3 separate regions of the Homo sapiens genome follow, and regions 1 and 3 are each linked to region 2. The links are chromatin contacts, found by Hi-C or POLR2A ChIA-PET in ENCODE. All regions are on one chromosome and are shown on one strand. The core of a region is the stretch at or near the end of the contact, and the rest is flanking DNA. Distances in the headings are between cores, read along the strand shown.

Evidence for each region. Hi-C counts contacts between places; a loop is a spot of excess contacts on that map. ChIA-PET counts read pairs that join two places held with the same protein, here RNA polymerase II (POLR2A). Pooled maps may share reads with other maps.
Region 1: a map of MCF 10A shows a loop between it and region 2 (29-fold over the local background). The contact joins two enhancer-like sites. A Hi-C loop is called at or near these places in 2 of 168 maps with a recorded cell type or tissue (MCF 10A and mammary epithelial cell) and 3 of 50 pooled maps.
Region 3: a loop to region 2 is called in a pooled map, with 2.4 times the contacts of the local background. The contact joins two enhancer-like sites. A Hi-C loop is called at or near these places in 1 of 168 maps with a recorded cell type or tissue (endothelial cell of hepatic sinusoid) and 4 of 50 pooled maps. POLR2A ChIA-PET finds 5 or more read pairs at or near these places in 1 of 52 experiments (RWPE1).

The regions. Positions count from the first base shown.
Region 1 is chr13:109,996,349-110,000,312 of GRCh38, reverse strand. It overlaps a transcript of LINC03082 not described here. Among named protein-coding and RNA genes, the nearest start is that of LINC00396, 55 kb to the left of the region's middle. RefSeq lists an enhancer at 2,119-2,288. Within about 2 kb of position 1,397, at least 2 of the 41 ENCODE cell types and tissues checked have a DNase peak (open chromatin) inside an H3K27ac peak, as active enhancers do.
Region 2 is chr13:109,143,978-109,147,818 of GRCh38, reverse strand. All of the region lies in intron 32 of MYO16 (myosin XVI), which reads right to left. LOC105370356 (a long non-coding RNA gene) reads left to right here. Exons shown (of 5, transcript XR_931717.3): 5 at 650-862. Among named protein-coding and RNA genes, the nearest start is that of MYO16-AS1, 21 kb to the left of the region's middle. Within about 2 kb of position 2,083, at least 3 of the 41 ENCODE cell types and tissues checked have a DNase peak (open chromatin) inside an H3K27ac peak, as active enhancers do.
Region 3 is chr13:109,703,577-109,707,778 of GRCh38, reverse strand. No RefSeq gene overlaps it. Among named protein-coding and RNA genes, the nearest start is that of LINC00676, 23 kb to the left of the region's middle. Within about 2 kb of position 2,827, at least 14 of the 41 ENCODE cell types and tissues checked have a DNase peak (open chromatin) inside an H3K27ac peak, as active enhancers do.

The DNA.
Region 1 (3,964 bases), core at 148-2,647, 850 kb before region 2:
GAGTCTGCTGAATTCTTACAATTCCTGGGCGTCTCTTCTGCAAATCCTATTTGAACACAGCCTTTTCTGAGCAGCACCTCTGCCGCCTCTCCCAAAACGGCATACAGAACATGTGCCTGCACTTGCATGCCGTCTGCACACACAGAGCACCAGACCCTCCAACAGCTCAGGGGCCTCGCATCCAATGCTCAACACATTCCACGCTCACTGGGACGTTCCAGGTCAATGTTCCCTGTTTTTCCTGACTCTCTGCAGCATCATAGCCAGGGCTCCTTGGCTGTTATTTCTTCCTGCAATGCAGCCTCCGAGCTCACTGCAGGAATCTTTGAGAAATCGCAGCTCTTTGCCCCAGCACCTGACTATCGGTTTGATATCAGAGCTACTCTGAAGCCAATCATGCTACAGCAGGTTATCCTGTGATGTGCCCTTTGTGTTCCATGCCAAGGTGTCCCTTGGCAAATAAGCCTGGTTATCCATGCACAGCCTTCTAGGGCCAGCTGACAGGGACACTGTACCTGGTTGACAGTGGCACAGAGACCTCGCAAGCTACGGAAAGTGACAGTGCTCAGCCCAGCCTCAGCTCTGTGAGGTCCTTTTGCAAATTGGGTTGATTTTCTTCTTACACACTTGCTGGGAATTCATATAACTGAACTACAATATTTACCAACTTTGCATGTGTGTTTCTTTGCAGATTTTGGTGAGCATGCCAGATACTCTCCTTAAAATACATGAAGGGGAGAGAAAAAGAATAAATATGATTGAAATTTGGGGTTGCATTGCAGAAGTTCAGGACATTTATCAAGTTCTGCTCGAAAATATCTTGAGTTAGGATTTAGTTATTGCAAATAGCAGATGTCTGCATTTCCCACTGTTTTAAGAAAGGAAGTGAAGTTTATTGTTTTCCACAGATGTCATCTAAAAAAAGAGGAACAGGGTAACTCACATAGCCCCTTCCTGCTGTCAATCCTGGGATGCATTTTCTGTCTCCCAAACAGCTAGATGGAGCCCTTTCCTCTTTAATTAACAGAAAACCATTTTATGAATTAATTAACAAGTTGGAGAAGTCAGCCAACAGTGCAAGATCTGTATTGGAATTACTCATCAAACACATCTTCTCAGGAACAAGGCAGATGATGAGAGAGGACGGAGTGGAAGGGATGTAGACCAGTGCAGTCTCATAGCTGATCTGTCAGGAAGAGCCTCTCAGTAGGTCAGTGTACAAGAAAAGGGATGCATGGTAAAAAGAAAAAAAAAAGTACTGAAGCGTGTGATATGACCAATTGCATTACACAGGACGATGCCTTGAACAAATACCTTGGAATGAGTCAGGCAGAGTGGGGATATTTGCTTGATAAACCCTGGGGCTAGTTATTGCACCAAGTGGACTTTTCTCTAAGTGGTTAAGTCAAACTTGCCTGGGTTTTTCCCCCCAGGGTATTTCAGCATTCAGGAGAAAGAGGCTGTTGGAAAATTTAAACTCCAGTAACAGGTTGCAAACACAAACTTTGCTGTTTGTTTTTAAAGGGAGGTGTACAGATATAAATCTTGTCTCCACTCACCCGTAAGATTCTTGGAGACTGACATATTCCTTTTCTCTGTAAATTTAACTTAATGCTGTGTCTCAGGCAATATATACATTTTTTTTTATAATGGGCAGAAGGTTTTGCATTAAGAGGAAGTTCGCATTGAAGTTTATAACCTGATGTTATGAAGTGAGATGACTTTTTCCAACATTTTGTTTTAAAATTTTTAAATCATGCAGACAGCAAGTCAAGGGGGTTTTATTCAACACCTGTATGGACACCATTTAAGTTTAATTCTACCATCAACACTAGACTATACTCGCTTTATCACCCTTCTTTCTATCTGTAGCTCCAACCGTTCATTCATCTTGCATTTCTTTACACTTTCCCTTAACACTTCAACATACATACCATTAACTAGAGTTCAGTTTTTGTTTACAGGTTTTAATGTAAATCAACACTCTGAAATCAGTTTTGACCCATGAATACATCTATGTTACCCAACCTTTACCAGAATAGATAAGAACATTAGCACTATGACCCAGACAGTTCTCTCCCACTTCTCCCAGCCAAGTCCACCCCTCTCACTCCCAGAGGAAATTACTGATCTGATTCTTTTGCTTGTGGAAGAATTTGGAGCACATTTATTTCTCTTCATAAGACAAGATTACCAAAAGCATGTTAAACATACCATTCATAAGTTATTACATTTATTGCCTATGCTTTAGGAAACAACAGAAAGGCAAACTTTGGCAAAAGATGGCAAGGTCTTCTGACCCATAGTAACCTGAAGGCAGCAGTCCCCAGACTTTTTGGCAACAGGAACCAATTTCATGGAAGACAGTTTTTCCACAAACTGAGGTGGGGGGATGGTTTCCAGATGTTTCAAGCACATTACTTTTATTGTGGACTTTATTTCTATGATTATTACGTTGTAGTATATAATGAAATAATTATAAACTCACCATAATGTAGTATCAGTGGGAGCCCTGAGCTTGTTTTCCTGCAACTAGACGGTCCCATCTGGGGGTGATGGGAGACGGTGGCACCCAACTGTGTTGGTTATGTCTGGTCTACTCTGTATTTTTGATTTGGTTGCTGTCGCTGCAGAAACCCTGCTTCAGAAAGATAGGATGTTGGAAATGGAAGCAGGCTTTTCAATGCTTTTGTGGCAATCTCAAGATGTTCCTCCTTGACCTTAATCCAGAATGTATGGAGATTTGAAGTTGCCACAGACATACTTTTAAGGCCACCATCATTTGCAATCTCAAGCAGTTGATCCTCTTCTAGCACAAACAAAGTTGATTCACCTGGCTTACTCACAAATGGGTTGTGGATCCATTCCTTCCCACTTCCGGGGTCTTTTGTGGTTGGCAAGTAATGCTCAAGCTCTTTTGAAAGCTGAGGTAGGTGATCATGCACCAGCTGGGGGAAAGAAGGCCCTGGCTCAGCCTCTTTCAAAATCTCTGCTAATGTTTGAAACATGTCAGAAATCCCAGTGTTCACTCATCACCCCCGTAATACCAGTTTGGCTTCAAATGCGGCCACTTTATCTGCCGACTCGAACACAGTTGTCATTCTCTCCTGAAGTGACAGATTGAGTTTGTTGAGCAGGTTGAATATGTCACACAAGTAAGCAAGTTTTGCAACCCATTCTGTGTCACTGAAATGTGCCACCAGTGGTGACTGTTTTTCTAAAAGAAATCTCTGGGGCTGTTCTCATAACTCAAAGACTCTGGCCAGTGAGCTACCTTTAGAAAGCCATCTCACTTCTGTGTATCAGAGAAGACGTGTGTGCTCTGCGTCCATCTCCTCACAGAGCTGCAAGAACAGACGTGAGCTAAGGGCATGTCGTTGCTAAATTTAATCACATTCTGCAAAATGTTCTTAAGTTCAGGTGACATTTTTCGGCTAGCCAGCATGTCTCTATGGATGATGCACAGACTCACGTTCAGAACTGACCTCTTTGACCTGAGTAATGAAACTATAAAGCCATCCAGACAGACTCTGTCTGTGCATATACCGACACAAGATGACCAATTCAGTTTTCCTGATATGTAACCATTCGAAGGCCTGAATAGTTCTGCAGCTGTGGTGTTGGTTGGAAACAAAAGCACACATAACATATCCTCATGCACGTCCTCCTGAAAAATATATCACACAGAAACAAGCATTATTAGCTTTGTGGTCAACATCGGTAGACTTGTCAACCACAGTGCCTCATTAATCCTCTCTAAGAATTGTGCCTCAGTATCCTCTGCTATTTCTTCAGTTCATCTAGTTATGGTGCTACCCGAAAGAGGAACACATGCCACCTCTTGAACTGCAGCCTGCTCTAAATGTTCATGACAAATATCCCTAGCAGCCGTCAGGATCAACTCTTCACCAATAGTAAAGGGCTTCTTAGCTTTAGCAATGTGGTTAGCCACTAGGAATGATGC
Region 2 (3,841 bases), core at 834-3,333:
GGTTCTGGAATGCAGAGGAGCGCCCCACTTTGTATGAGACAAGAATTCAGACAGTCACAGATCATCAGCAGAAGAGCACCTCAGTAAATTATCTTCCACACTTTTTCTAATTTTCATGAGCACTCCCACCCCCAACTCCCCACACACAAATAAATCACTGTGGGGAGAAATCATCAAGGGGAGTGAAAAAGATTTAACTGCTTCAGACAGGATAAAACACTACAAGACCCGCACATAGGCAAGAAGCCTGGGGGATGCTAAGCTCTGCATCCCATTATGGGATGTCAAGATTTGCATAAGGCAGACTAATGTCTCATACTTCAGTCTCGTTTCGATGTGTCAGAGAATAAATGACGATAATGTTGGAACTTCTGTTTCAAACATCAGGAGCAGAGAATAGCAATTTGCACACACCGTCCTGGAGCACATCCCAGGTTTCCATGAGTAATTCAGGGGCATTTGAGTCATTGTAAAGCATCCTGCATCTTGTCGCTAAACAATGAATGGGTAACTGCACTTGATTTGGCATAGAAACATCTGAAACCCATATGATATTGACTTAGGATGCAATTGCGTGTCTTTGAATTTTGATCTTTCATAGTTAGTTCTACCTGATATAATATTTAGAATCTTTTTTTTTTTTCTGTAGTAGAAGGGGCTGTCTGCAAGTGTTCCCTTGGAGAAATTTGCAGAGTCACATTGCTTGGTGGAATGCTAGCCCAAGAATTATTTTGTTTGTGTCGTGAAAAATGACGCCCTGGCTTCGAGAATCAGGCTTTTGTCATGAATAGCAGCTTCATGCTCGTGAAGACTGAAATGGATTGATTGGTTTGAGTACTTATTAAAATGCCTTAAGAATAAATGTTTTTTTCTTCTTAAAGAACATCTATGATAAAATATTTATAAATATTTAAATATATATTATTTAAATGGTTTGACATTGGTTTTCTTTTTTCTCTTTCTTTTTTTCTTTCTCTTTTTCTCTTTCTCTCTTTCTTTCTTTCTCTCTTCTTTCTTTCTTTCTGGGCAGTGTATTGCTCTGTGGTCTAACCTGGAGTGTAGTGGAGCAACCACGGCCACTGTAGCCTCCACTTCCCAGGCTCAAGCGATCTGCCCACCTCAGCCTCTCAAGTAGCTGGGACCGCAGGCACATGCCACCATGCCTGGCTATTTTATTATCATTATTGTTTTTTTTGTAGAGACAAGGCCTGGTTAGCTACTTTGCCAGGGCTAGTCCTGAACACCTGGGCTCAAGCGATCCTTCCACCTCAACCTCCCAAAGGGCTTGGATTATAGGCATGAACCACCATGCCTGGCTGATTTGACATTGGGATGCACTTAAAAATGATCCAGTGCCAGAGGAGGGAAATGGGCAGGAGTAGAGATGAAATAGGATGGGCCACAGAGAAGGTTCATTAATCTATTCTTTATACTTTTGTCTATGTTTGAAATTTTCCATAAGGAAAACTTGAAAAACAATTATTTTGTAAACAAATGGCCCTATGGAATAAAAGTATATTGTAAAAAAATTGTTTATAAAATACTCTCACTCCAAACTCATAATGTTCTTATTCAGAATATTTATGTAATCAAATAAAATATTTGAAATTAATAGTGACTTCCATTTAGCTTATGTGATCCTTATTAAGTAAAAATGCCACAAGAGCTAGTTCTATCAAATAGATTTGTATGTCAAACTGCTCTTTTATAGGTAAATTTTACCTCAAACAACTATTTAATAGCCACCTACTATATGCAAAGAAATACTGTACATTACAGCTTTTTTGTTGACATCATTTTTAGTACCTGTTTATAACTTATAAGCTAAGGATGCACTGTATCAGAATGTAATAAAACTGAATTTTTAAAAAATATTTTGAGTCTGATTTTCGTTAATTCGGCCTGGCTGTCTTCCACTTTCTTCTCCAGATTTCTGAGATGTACTGCATTTTTTGTCAAGACCCTGTCTTCCTGATCTTTTTCAGTGAGTAGAGAATAACATGCTCATGTGATTTCACTTTATTCTGGATAAACTCAACCAGACGCTGAGATGCCATTCAGAGCAATGGAGCACCCTAGTGGCCTAAAGGAGCCAAGGACTCTCATTCACCATTTGAATCGGGTCTCATAGTTTTTGAAACCAAGCAACTAGAAATAATTAGCATAATAATATTAGCCACATCATCACATGAGATGGAAAAAAATGTTGTGAATTAATGGGATCTTTATGTCTAGAATGGAACAGACAATTAAACATTTAGTCAATATTAATTTTAAGGGCCAAGTAGCCTAGACACTGTATCCCAGAATTATACATACCCATCATCAGTATAAAGTTCATTTGGCATTCTTGAGTTTATGGGAAAATTCTCTTCAACTAAACTCTTATGACTATTACTCGTTGCCCCTCAGTGAACAAATATTAATTTTAAAAGACTTTTTTTTTTTCTGTCTCTTTTTCTCTTGCTGTCTGAGCAGCATTGCATAGGTAGCTAGGGGAAGAGACTCTAGAGACAGAGTTACTGCACTCAAGTCATTCTCTGTCCCGCACGAGCACAGCAGCTTTGAGCAAGTAGATTAATCTCCCTGTGCCCCAGTTTTTCCACCTGTAAAATGGAGATAAGTGGAGAAGATGCCTTATAGTGTTGTGAGAATTAGATGACTCAGACAATGCCTGGCACAGTAAGCACTACAATTCCTTGCTGCAAATATTTCTTCTCAGACTGCAGTCACATCCATCATCTGCACAATCATATCTTTCTTATATGTGTGTCCACCACTCTTAGAATCTGCATGGTTTTGTATACTTCAAATTGCATATCCAAGAATCTATAGAAAATGAACTGGTTTGGGCAACATAGAATTTGTGAAATCCTACATATAAGGCTATGGAATAGTAATGGAGTAGAATTACGCAAGAAACAACCTTGCTTCCTATACACAACTCACTGTACATTATAGCACATTATATTTCAACCAGAAATAACTAAAGCAGTGAATTACTGAGCAGTTTAATCTCCTCGATGTCATTGTTCCAAACAGCCAAGGAGAACATTTTGAACCTTTCTGCAAAATTTGTGCAATAATTTTCTCCTATGAAAATTGAACAAAAAATGAACTTTAGTTAATTTAAGGACCCTGAAGGGTAAATTAGCCACACACTGTATTATTTGGTAAGAAAGCTATTTCACGGTGAAAATAAAAATGTCTTTAAGCATAAAGAAGGTAAAGTAAAAGATTTAAAACTTGAAAGAAATTCCATAAAAGTCATTGAATTCATTCAGAAGAAAATGGATTACTAACCTCAGGATCAAACTGTGTAAACTTTAATAGTCATATAACCAGCCCCAGTGCTGAGCACCAGCACTGAATGCTTTTCCTTCCATAGCTTATGTTTAACCTCTCCTACATTCTAAAAGAATGGCCTGAACTATCCATGAGAACATGATATCCGAACTTGTAAACTTATTTCCCTCATCACAGCCCATAAAGAATTATACATTTGGCCGGGCATGGTGGTTCACGTCTGTAATCCCAGCACTTTGGGAGGCTGAGGCGGGCAGATCACCTGAGGTCAGGAGTTCAAGACCAGCCTGGCTAACATGGTGAAACCCCATCCCTACTAAAAATACAAAAATTAGCCAGGCATGGTAGTGGGCGCTTGTAATTCCAGGTACTCGAGAGGCTGAGGCAGAACAATTGCTTGAACTTGGAAGGCAGAGGCTGCAGTCAGCCAAGATTGTGCCATTGCCCTCCAACAAGAGCAAAACTCCGTCAAAAAAAAAAAAAAAAGAATTATTATACACTTCTCAACTGTATAGTTAGGACTCCCATAATCTAA
Region 3 (4,202 bases), core at 1,578-4,077, 560 kb before region 2:
AGCTGGGGTAACCTCGAGGAGAGGCCCCTGCTCTAAAGTACACACCTACCATGTGGCTGTCATTCTGCTCACAGTCGCCCCTCCCTGCTGGCCTGGGAGTTTGCTGCTCACCTGCTGTGACAGTCACCAAGCTGGCCATGCTCCCTGGGAAACAGGGAAGGGAGGAGACACTCCCATCCTGTCCTCACTGCCTCCAGCCTAGAGAAGGGCTCTGAAGACGACGGGGCTCTGAGGATGTGATCCCACGTGTCCTCGTCCTGAGCAGATGTTCTATTCGTGTCCAACTGCAGCCTCCCTTCCCATGACACACAGACGTACACAGATATCCTGAAATCAGCATTGCCTTTGTATCCCAACATGGAGATCCTTGCCTGCAATAATGTCTCGCTTTTTTCTTCAATCACTGGAACCTGACTTTTCTTCTGAACCACGCTATGTGTCCATGAACTTCTCAAGAGGTTCTCCACCTTCCTCTGCAACGGCTCAGCTCCACTCCCAGGCCTCTCTTGAGAATTTCCGCACCAGCTGCAGCGTGCCCCCCTCCTCTCTGTGAATTTCTCCTGTGACAAGATGCCTATCGCTTTGCTTTGCATCAGGTTGCATCATATGATGTCAGAAAAGCTGAAAGAAAACAAAGTGCTGTCCCTGGGGAGTGGGGCACTCACAACACAGAAAGGAGCCTTGGGGAGGGGCCGCGCTTGGGTTTCACCTGCAGAACACCCACTTCTGGCTTCAAGTAACCATTCTTTAGTCCCACATTCTATATTGCCATTTGTTTTTCATGAGCATTAAAAACGCATTCTTAGTTCTTAGGTGTTTTCTGGGACTCAGAGTTCATTCTGCTGTTTCATTCAAGGTTCAGTACACTTCTTGATTTTATGTCCATTGTATTCCAAGGATAGATGATTAAAATATCATCAACAATCTAGGGCACTTTGTGAAAACCTTCACCCCAGAACTCTTATCCACTGATGACTCTCCTGGTCTGCTAAAAACTCACTTATTGTGAAAGACTTTCCTGGGATCAAATGTTTTGAAATAAAAATTTATATGTAAAGAAACATTGTTTTGTTTAAAACAGAGGTAACAGTATGACTTGAATTTTATTCGTTTCTTAATCATGATTTTTTTTTCTAATGATGACCTTTGATTAAATTGTATAAAAGGACCTTGAAATTGAATTGACACATCTTCTCCGGTGAGACCTTGGTCCAGCTGCTAAGGTAGGATTTCTGACAGTGCCGGCTGTCCAGTGGAACTGGCTGACACCTTTTCTCAGAGGACAAGGCACAGCTGTGAGGTTCTTTGGAGGAACTGTGCGCCTGCCCCATTGCCAGTGTGGGGCCCGGTCCACAGGAAGGCGCCCCTAATGTGCTCAGCGTGTGTGAAGATCAGAAGCACACAGATGCAAACATGGGTTAGTAAGTCACACACCGTAACTGACTCGAACTCACAGCTCTAAAACAAGAGTAAAGAAGATGAAATTCATCCAGTTTTGTCACCACCTGTGCATTTCCACCAGAGAGGAAACCAGGCAGTTGTGAAATCGAAGGGGCTGGGCTGCCCACTCCTGGCCCACAGGCCCCCCTACCCTGAGGGAGGTCCTCAAGGCAAAGGACAGGAAGCGGTGGGGTTGGGAGCTCTGTCTGATGCTCTGTTCTCCCAAAATAATGTAGACTTTTCCACTGGATTTGAGGACGTGTTCTCAAGTGCATTTCAGGCTTGGGACAACTGGAGGCAGTGTTGGTGGACAGCTAAGGAGGGTGCAGGAGAATCACTCAGTGGAGGACCCTCATTTTGCTTGCTTTGGCTCTGAGCATGTCTGGGAGAATTTTTTTTTTTTTTTTTGAGATGGAGTCTCACTCTGTCACCCAGGCTGGAGTGCAGTGGCACGATCTCAGCTCACTGTAACCTCCAACTCCCGGGTTCAACTGATTCTCCTGCCTCCTGAGTAGCTGGGATTACAGGCGTGCGCCACCACACCTAGCTAATTTTTGGATTTTTAGTAGAGACGGGGTTTCACCATGTTGGCTAGGACGGTCGCAATCTCATGACCTCGTGACCCGCCCGCCTCAGCCTCCCCAAGTGCTGGGATTACAGGTGTAAGCCACCGTGCCAGGCCTTCTGGGAGAATTAAATTCCACAGTTGAGGGTGGGGCCGCTTGGAAGAAGGTGGGGTAACGCAGGAAGGGAGCCGGGATTCGGTCCTTGGGCAGAGCTGGCACCTGGGGCTCACAACCCTTGCCTCCTTCAGCCTGTGGATCATGAGTGCGTCAGCTGAAAGGGGCATGAAACCAACCCTAGCAGGCATCAGATTTTGTAATCTTATGTGCTCTGTGCCAGAGCTGCCGCAACAGTATCCGCTGCCGGCCCCTCCCATTTTTCCTCTCCTTCCCTTTAGAGCAGGGAGACATGGCCACGCCTGACAAACGCAAGCCTTCCCTGCCCTGCCAAAGCCCACTGTCTGGCATCTCCTTATGCCTCTTGTTCTCTCTCCGTTCTGCAGCCCTGTGGGCTTTCTTCAGTTGTTTAAACACAGATGCTCCTGTGGCCTCTGGCTATTTGCAGACACCATTCATTTTGCCCGGAAAGAAAATTAACTTCCTCTTCCACCAGGTGCTTCCTATGGTTCTTCAAAACTCACCTCGAGCATTACTCCTTCAGGAATCTTTTTTTTTCAGTTTCAAAGTAGGCAAATATTCTCTTTGGTGATGTCACCGTGCCATGTACTTCTCGAGTTGTTACGAAATAGGGCAAACAGTTTTGAGATACACTGATGTAATTTTATGCTTTGCATTTCCCGGTATATGGGCTTCTCCTACGCAACCTGGGCAGCCTCCTGCCCTACAGGGAGGAGGGTGACCTGCCAGGATGCAGACAGCGGGTTTACTCATACGGGGAAGGATGGGCAGGTTCTGCATGCTAATGAAGCTATCTGAGTTCACAGAAACACACGAGGCCCGAAGGCCAAGCTTTGTAGAGAAAGAAAAATATTTCCCAGTTTGGGAAGCTCCCTTTTTGGCATATTCAAAGCTAGGCAAAGTGTAATTGATCATAGAGTTTTGTGTCTGGAAGGTGTGGTGGAACAGAAAGAGAAGAGGGATGGCCTGTCGGGTGCCACACCATGGGGCAGGGAAGGCAAAGCAGAGTGTAAAGCAGCACAGTGCCAGGTCCTGTCCACGCCAAGTGTGGGGCCTTCTCCTCAAGGTTGATGGGCAGGATGTGGGGTGAGGGTGGGAGTGCATGGCAAAAATCCAGAAAGATGGAGGGTCGCCTGTCAAGGGCAGAGGGGCAGTGCACAAATACGGCCTTGTAGGATGCCCCTGCTCCGGCACTTCAGGGTGGTCTTCTCACAGTGCTAGTGACTGCACAGCTCAAATAGGTAGAGTGAGGATCTGAGCTTGCTGTCCTTGTCACTGTGGCATGGAAAGCATCAAGACATTCCCACAGGTACATGGAGGGCATGGAAGGAGGCTGAGAACATTCCAGAGGTCATCTCTGTGGCAAAGGGTGCCTGTACCTGGAACCCAACAGAAGTCACTGACAACCTCAGGGGGTCCATGGGGCCAGTGAGAGTAAGACCCAGTGGGCACGAGGAATGGCTGGTGGTTCCCAGGAAAACAGCCTGAAGCGAAACAGAACAGCTGTTCAGTCACCACAAGGTGTAGTTGTGAATGGCAGGGAAGCATTAGGAGGGGTCTTCAAAGTGGCTGGGATTGACGGTTTGGCAACCTGGAAGCGTTATGGAAAGCTTGGAGCCCGAAGAGAGAGAGAGCACATGTTGGTGGGTAGCATGTTCATAGTGACCGGCTCTGTGTTCAGATATACATTAGCAACTTGGATCTACCACATGCAAAGTAGATAACAATAGGTATGTTTTTAAAACTCTGTGATTCTCAATTTGCTCATTGGTAGAAAGTCATTTAGTTGTGAAAATTTAATAAAGTAAGTAAAGCAGAGAGAACAGTGCCCTTGGATAGAAAGCACACAGATTTGCATTGTTGTCCTGCTGTTAGTATTTTTAGAAGGTAAGCTTCAAGATGGCAACTCATATGTATCTTTTTCACCAAAGGGTTTTCAGTGGCTAGTACAATTCCATGATGTAATAGAGACTTTACAAAATATTCCTGGAGCAAATGTATAAATGAACGATTTGAAGCCTTAAGTTAGATCAGGGTGATTTATTTTTTAAAATGTCATAT